Linked DNA regions of Homo sapiens: region 2 is linked to region 1. The links are chromatin loops, found by intact Hi-C in ENCODE. Cell type or tissue: dorsolateral prefrontal cortex. All regions are shown on one strand.

Region 1 (4,000 bases):
CTTTTAGTGAACGCTGACAATGGTTTTCCTTTCTGCCTCATGTTTAGCCTATGATTCAGATATTGGAAAAATACTTGTTAAGCAGCTAAGGGAGCAAAGGGCTGTATTGAGAGGAGCACAGAGGCCACGGATGAAAATTCTCCTTAATTATTTGACTTTAAGGGAAAAAATGCAGGTATCAATAGAAGATGAAGTAGGAGTTCATGATATGCATTTCGTAAAATGCCAAACTTCCAGCGTTCTGCTGTGTAGGAACTAGAGTTATGGATAGACCCAAAACATTTATTTAATGATGAGAAACATTTTATAATCCTTGTTTATGACCAGCAGATTCACTTTTCTTATTGTGTTGTGTTTCGCCTATCATTCTGATACTTCAGATGACTCGTAACCCATGGAACCAAGAGGTATCAATCAGTCATGACTTGTTTTGCTATCTAGCCACCAGGAAAATCAGGCTCTGCTAAAACCTCTCTGCTCCCAAGGCCCCAGCAGGGAGGAGGGCATGGATGGGGTCAGTGGTTTACCATCTCCATATCTGTACTCCTGCTACCTTCAGTGATGATCAAGCATTAGGAAAAATAAAGTAGTTATTAGAAGTTTGGGGAACCCTAGAAGATATCAGTCATAGACAAACTTGATGGGAGGGAAAATCACCCCAAGTTTAAAAGTTTACAAAGAGAATGCCTGCACATAAAAGTGAGAATTGTCAATAATCAGAAAAAGGATTTTTTTAATCATTATTTTGACATTGTTTGTGATCTGTGTGGATAAAACTAGTATTTGATATTTAATTCTGACCATGTAACATGTTTAAATTTACTATAAGCCCTCACCATTCTTTTCAAGGGCCCTATTCAATAATTACAAAGTATTTTAGTTAGCAGAGCCAATTTATATGTTTGTGAAGGAGTTGTAATTATTAAGCATTGCTAGTGAAATCTTTTTTAAAAAAAAATCTTTTTTTTCTTCCAAATGCCATTTCTTCTCTTGCATATTCATTTTTTTTTCTCACTAAAAGTGCCTCCAGCATGCAGGAACCTTTTTCTTGCCATTTTTCTTAATGTGGATGTGTCTGAGTCTTCTGTCACGCAATCAAACAGAGATATAATTCACCATTTATCCAGAAAAGTAGAAACATGCAGGACCACAGTTTTGCAGAAGACAATTTGGTTCACCAGCCTAGAGACTCCCAAGGTTTGGACCTAGCGTATGTGAAAACTGAATTAAGGTCCCACAGAATTCCCTTTAAGCGTGTATAGCAGTGTTTAGCCTATGCAGGTTCTGGGGAAAGACTGCAGCCCACGTCAAGATGTAGGTTCTATGTTTCCTCAGCTGCCGCTTCACAGCCCTTACCCTGCACCCCATGGCAGAGAAGAAAGATCTAAATGATCTGTACCGATATGAGTCCTGACTTGCCTTCCTTGCAGCTGTGGCTTAGCCCTAAGCACTCCCTTAACGGTGAATTTTCCAAGTAAATGTAAAGGGTGAGGAAAGAGTGTGTAATGCCAGTTCTCTGAAGAGTTTAAGGACATAGGATTTCATTTTTCGTTCTATGAAAATTTTATAATATATATTATATAATATAATAATATATATAATATAAGAATATAATATTTAATATAATATATATTATTTAATATAATATATATACTATATAATATATTATATAATTATTTATATATAATTATAATATATTATATAATTATTTATATATAATTATAATATATTATAATTATTTATATATAATTATAATATATTATAATTATTTATATATAATTATAATATATTATATAATTATTTATATATAATTATAATTATATTATATAATTGTTTACATATAATAATATAATATATCATATAATATATAATCATATATATTATGATATATATAATTATATGATATATAATATGATGTACATTGATATATATTAATATATAATATATAATTATAACATTTTACATATAATATATAAAATGTTCAAAGCTTAATATATAATATATATAATGTTCAAAGTTTAAATATATATATATATTTTTAGCAACTCTTCCTCATGGGAGTATTTTCCTTGCTCATAATTTTCACCTCACAGTATTTTTTGTCCTTGGAGTCCTAATACAATGGCTACATTAAAATCAAAATGATGAAGAAAAAGGAATATTTTGAGAGTTAGGATTGACTGTCAGGCTTTGCTTTCTCTGCTCCTGCCTCCTAAACAGTTGCTTTACAAGAAATGGCCCACAGATCAGGAATAACCGATTCGCTCGTTAAGCTGATTTCCACACTGTTGTCTCTGGAGATATGCAACTCTTATTTTCCTGTTGTGTCACTTGTTGGTGTATATGTGCTTATGCACACAGATGTAATGTAGGCACATGTCACTTGTGTATGAAGCAGAATTTATTATGTTTAGACTTACAGAATTTACAAAGTTAGCCTTATGAAAATGTAATAATATAGGAAGAAATTATTATTCCTAAGGAGGCAATCTCAGGAATATTATTTCACCTATATATTGATAGAATTTCATATTATAAGAATTATAACGTATAACATTGTTTATTATATAATATATAATTAGCAATGATTTACAAAGGACTATTTAAATATTCATTACTGGTTTTTTTTTTTATTTGAAACGGAGTCTCGCTCTGTTGCCCAAGCTGGAGTGCAGTGGTGCCATCTCGGCTCACTGCAACCTCCACCTCCTGGGTTCAAGTGATTCTTCTGCCTCAGGCTCCCAAGTAGCTGGGACTACAGGCATGTGCCACCATGCCTGGCTAATTTTTCTATTTTTAATAGAGACGGGGGTTTCACCATATTGGCCAGGCTGGTATCGAACTCTTGACCTCATGATCCACCTGCCTCGACTTCCCAAAGTGCTGGGATTACAGGCGTGAGCCACCACACCCGGCCATATTCATTACTTTTATAGCTCTTTAATTTATGCAGGTTTGTTTTAGAAAGTATTATTATGCATAGAGAAATGAAATGACTTTTTTTAAACTATAGTTTTAGCAAAACCTTAGAAAACAACATGTTGAATATGGCCGCTGAGTAGGATCCTTTTTTTTTTTAATTCTGGGGTAGCAGCAAAAATTAATTTTTTAAATTATATTTTATTTCATAAAATGTACCTTGAGGCCAGGCACTGTGTCTCACACCTGTAATCGCAGCACTTTGGGAGGCTGAGGAGGGTGGATCACCTGCAGTCAGGAGTTTGAGACCAACTAAGCCAACATAGTAAAACCCCATCTCTACTAAAAATACAAAAATTAGCCAGGTATGATGGCATACACCTGTAATCCCAGCCACTTGGGAGGCTAAGGCAGGAGAATCACTTGAACCCAGGAGGCGGAGGCTGCCATGAGCTAAGATACGTCACTGCACTCCAGCCTGGGTGACAGAGCAAGACTCTGAAAAAAAAAAAAAAAAGGTACCTTAAAAAATTTAAACATTACAAATTTGTAATAAAGTGTGTGAGATGGAGAGGGATGAGAAGAAGGGAGAGGCTTGTTATCTTTTAGCATTTTTCCTGAACATTGTCTGATTTAATGTTGCTACTGAATCTTGCTGTCTAGACTCTTCTTCAAGGCATGAAGCCTGTGAGGGTGGCTACACTTGATGCTAGGAAGCTTAAGGGAGTCCACTTTGTTCGTCTCTGTCTAACAGTCTCCTCTCTTTCTCTCCAACCTGTCTCCTCATTGCATCCCTGTGCTTCCGTCTGCCACCTCGTAGCCATGCCAAAGTCAATGGTCGCGTATATCTAATAATAAATAGGTGGGTACTTCAATGTTTTCTCTCTTATTTTTGTTCGAAGCTATTTCTTGCTGTGTTAAACTCTTAACTGCTTTATACATGAAAATCGTGTTGTCAGATAGTGGACACTGGTCTTCAGGTATGCTCATGGATGTATTTTGCAAACCAAACCATTTGGTATCTGTACCGACTGGTGCCGTCAAGTGGATGTGGAGGCTGTTGAGGGTCTTCAGCTGGTGC
Region 2 (4,000 bases), 55 kb after region 1:
AATGGAACTCTAATTACAAAGTCTCTTCTTTTTGACCTTTCTTCTCCCGATACATCCTAGTAACTTTATCTTACTTTATTGCTTTAAGAAGACAAAATTAATACACAATTGCTGGAACAGGTCAAACAGTAAAGAGGTACACGTATAATCTGCCCCAACCCAGTCACCTCAAAATCCTGTCCTCTAAGGTTACAAATCCTAACAGTATGTTGTGTTCACTTTCACTTCATTTCTCATGTGCACACACGTATGCAGGTGGTTTCCTTTATTGGTTTTTGTTTTTTTTTTTTTTTTTTTTGAGACAGAGTCTTGCTCTGTCGCCCAGGCTGGAGTGCAGTGGCGCCATCTCAGCTCACTGCAAGCTCTGCCTGCCGGGTTCACACCATTCTTCTGCCTCAGCCTCCCACGTAGCTGGGACTACAGGCGCCCGCCACCATGCCCAGCTAATTTTTTGTACTTTTAGTAGAGACGAGGTTTCACCATGTTAGCCAGGATGGTCTCGATCTTCTGACCTCATGATCCGCCCGCCTCGGCCTCCCAAAGTGCTGGGATTACAGGCGTGAGTCACTGCGCTGGCCTATTTTTTTTTTCAATAAGTTCATGCTTTACAAATTACTCTTTCATTTTCATTACCAATGTCATGAACATTTCTCCAATTAAGTATTTATAAAATCATATCATTCTTTTTTAATAGCTTCAAAATATTCCATAGTGCAGATATGCATAATTTATTCAATCCTCTCACCTTTAATGGACATAAGGTTGCTTCCGGATTTTTGCCACAATGAACAGTGCCATAATAGATATCACTGCACAAACATTTATACGTCATAATATATATGAGTGTGTTTAAATGCTTAGCAAAGGTTAGGAAGAACATGCATTTTCCACAGAACAGATTCGCAAAAGTGGGATGACTTATTTAGAGTGTGCCTGTTTTTACTTTAATAGATATTTTTCGGAAAGGTTTTAGTACTTTGCCCTCCTCCATGTGAGGGACAAGAGTGTCCAATTTCCTTTGGCCTCACGCACAGGATTTTACTCCTGTTTTTATCATTTTTCTTTCTAAGGATGACAAATGGCTTTTATTTTCATTTGAATGTAGTTGAATTCTTAACTAATTAAACTGAGCATTTTTATTTCACATTTTGTTGGCGATTTTTTCTTTTCAAGTCTAGGATTTAAACACTTTTAGCATTTTCCTGCATCGTTCTGTCGGGTTGTTTGTTCTTATCAATTCATGCTATTTATATGTCAGGCTTCTTATCCCTTTTTTTCTTTTTTCTTTTTTTTTTTTGTTATTACTGTTTTAATTGTCTGGCTTCCCTCTGGACTGGGAGCTCAGTGAGGATTCTGACCAGTAACTTACACAAAAGGCGCTCTGCACCTCACCTGGTCCAGGAGGGGTTTAGGACTTGGGCCACCAAACTCTAGGGCCTGTCCCTCAGGGACAACTGCAGCTGCTCCTAGGCTATGCCAGCCTGTGCCAGAGACCAGCTGTGAGGGTGTGGGCAAAGACAGGAAAAGCAGAGGCCAGTGGAGGGAGTGGGGACAGGGCCAAGGGAGCTCTTGGGCTTGATTCACAAGGCCTGAATCACTCTGTATGTGTGTGTGTGTGTGTGCGTGTAATGGGAGTGGGGCTAGGAAAATCGGTGCCTTCCAGAAGGAGTGTCTTGTTCCCTGCCATGGAACCTTCAGGAGCTGCTGCTCCCAGCCACAGGAAGTAGATCATATAAATATGGAATAAATACATGACCAGTGAGAGAGGCAAAATGTTGGAAAGCACACCCCAGACCAACTGGGTCTCTACTACCCCAGGTAGTACCCCAAGCTCAGGCCATCAATCACCCCAGGAGAAGGGATCCCGACCCCCACCAGGACCCAGTGAGAAGCAGACAGCACGAATGCTGAAGGAGCACCAAGGGGACAGGTGAGGGAAGGGAGAGACTGGAGTACCGGGACAACCAAAGCCATCTTATGCAAGAACAAGTTTCTATTCCCAAACCACCCTCATCCCCATCAATGCTCAGCTCCCTTCCTGCCCCCATGCCTTCCCTCTGCTCAACACAGAGCTGGAGGCAGGAGGGCGACTCAGTTTGCCAGACATGCTGCTGCAGATCCCCAGGCCCCAGGGAGGCTAGCAAGGGACACAAACCCTTTGATGTTGCCACTCCTTCTCAAGGAATGCTCCTGCCCTCCCAACACCCCCCAAGAAACACCCAGACCGTGGAAGCACAGAGCAAACAGCTTCATGTTCTGGGGGCCTATCTGGAGCTTCTGTCCAGGGCCTCTGTCTGCAGCCCTCAACCTACATCAGTCGGGCAGCAGGCGACCCAGCTCCGCCACATCCAGCCGGTTGGTGGCCATGATGTGCTTCAGCTGCTGCCGGTAGCGTGCCAAGTCCTGCATAAGGTGGGGCATCCGGGTATTATCCAGCACCCCATGGGGCCGCAGGTGGTCCACATCCTCATAGGACACCTTGCCCAGTGAGGTCAGCAGCGGGAAATCGATGGTCTGGCGATGTCCCAGAATGCACAGGATGCCGTTCAGGTACACCTGGTCCTTGCTGAATTAACTTGGCAGCGAGGTGTCTGTCTGGCCGCGCTTGGCGCGCGCGCAGTACTCCCAGCGCACGTCGGCGTCCCGCACGTAGCGCGCCAGGTCCTGGAAGAGCTGGCGGAAGGACAGACGCACAGCGTGGCGGCTGGTGTAGCAGAGCAGAGCAGCGCAGCGCGCCACAGGAACGGCTGCTTGCGGAGCAGCACGCTGTGCAGGGTGGCCAGGCCCTCCTCGTGGGGTTCGCCGGCCGTAGCCCGTACCGCAGCCGGCCCTCCGCGTTGTGCCACGGCTGGCGCGCGTTGTTACCGCCCCGCAGGTAGTGGGTGCCTGCGGGGAAGGCGAAGGGAGGCAGCGCTGGGCGGGGCGTTCGGGGACCCACCTGCTCCACCTGGCCGGGGCTCTGGCCGCGACGCTTCCATTCTCATGCTCCCGAACACAGGCTCGCACACAAGCTCTTCCAGCCCCAGGCAGCGTGAAGCCCCTCCTCCGGTGGACTCGCACCCAAGGATCCACAGTTGCTCACATATATGAATCCTCTCCCACCCATCCCCCCACCACCCTACACCCACGCACCCACACACGTGCACGAACTCTCCCGAACTGACATTGCCCCCAGCCCTCCTGGACACAAGAATACATATACCACCCTGCCCAACATCCTGGGTGCCCATATTATTCTGAACAGTCACGCTGATGCCTTCGGTAAAAACCACCTCTTGCCCAGAGCAACAGGATTCTCGATGAAGAGGGACAGACAGATAGAAATAGTGGTTAGTGCCCTGCACCCTCCTGCCCAGCCTGGCCAGTCGCCTCCTAAACCAGGCGCCGTGTGTCCTCAAGCCAAGTCCATTCCCAGGATCTGGCCTTCCATCCACCCTGGAGGGCCCGCGTGGTGGTTGGCCTGGTGGGACCCTGAGCGTTCTCCCTCTGGCCTGTCAGGGCCTCACCAGCCCTGCCGCCACTGTGGAGAGAAGTCGGAGAGGAAGTGGAGAGAGAAAAATATACCCGAAAGGACCAAGAGATGAAGGCGAGCCCAGAGCGTGGGCAGGCATGTTCTGGCCTACCTCTGTGAGCCAGAGGGCGGAGGCGGCTGCTCAGGAAGGGAAAGCCCCGACCTCAGGAGGGACAGGGGAGAAACAAAAGGGGGAGTTAGTGGGGCCCCTCCTTCCCACGACTCCCAGCTCCCAGGCCCCTTTCATGCCTACCCATCCACCCGGATACCCACACCCTGACCTATTTCATGCCACAGCATGCCCTCCAACCAGTACTGGCGGGCTCTGGTCAGGTTGACCGCCAATGTGGGCCGGCTGTTCTCCACCATCATCACCGCCTGGGACAGCAGGTCTTCACTCAGCTGCACCACAACCTCTTCGACGCAGCCCTCCTTCTGCTGTATTTACCCACAATGGACCATATCTGGCACTTGGTGAGCAGCTGCCTG

The links. A loop is a pair of places that touch in the nucleus more often than their neighbours do. Peaks named below come from ENCODE experiments on the same cell type or tissue, not always from the same donor. Only the 100,000 strongest peaks of a DNase experiment are listed, where the experiment ranks them.
Region 2: a loop joins it to region 1, with 3 times the contacts of the local background. A loop is called at or near these places in 2 of 110 quality-filtered maps.

What each region holds. Positions count from the first base shown.
Region 1 is chr18:10,780,106-10,784,105 of GRCh38, reverse strand. PIEZO2 (piezo type mechanosensitive ion channel component 2) reads left to right here. Exons shown (of 56, transcript NM_001378183.1): 18 at 3,740-3,781. Among named protein-coding and RNA genes, the nearest start is that of MIR6788, 22 kb to the right of the region's middle. In dorsolateral prefrontal cortex, no CTCF peak of the experiment used is centred here; no DNase peak of the experiment used is centred here; H3K27ac peaks cover 1,485 bases.
Region 2 is chr18:10,725,253-10,729,252 of GRCh38, reverse strand. The region is part of intron 36 of PIEZO2 (piezo type mechanosensitive ion channel component 2); the gene reads left to right. It also overlaps the pseudogene KIAA0895LP1. Among named protein-coding and RNA genes, the nearest start is that of MIR6788, 32 kb to the left of the region's middle. In dorsolateral prefrontal cortex, no CTCF peak of the experiment used is centred here; DNase peaks (open chromatin) are centred at 1,518 and 2,432; H3K4me3 peaks cover 1,340 bases; H3K27me3 peaks cover 410 bases.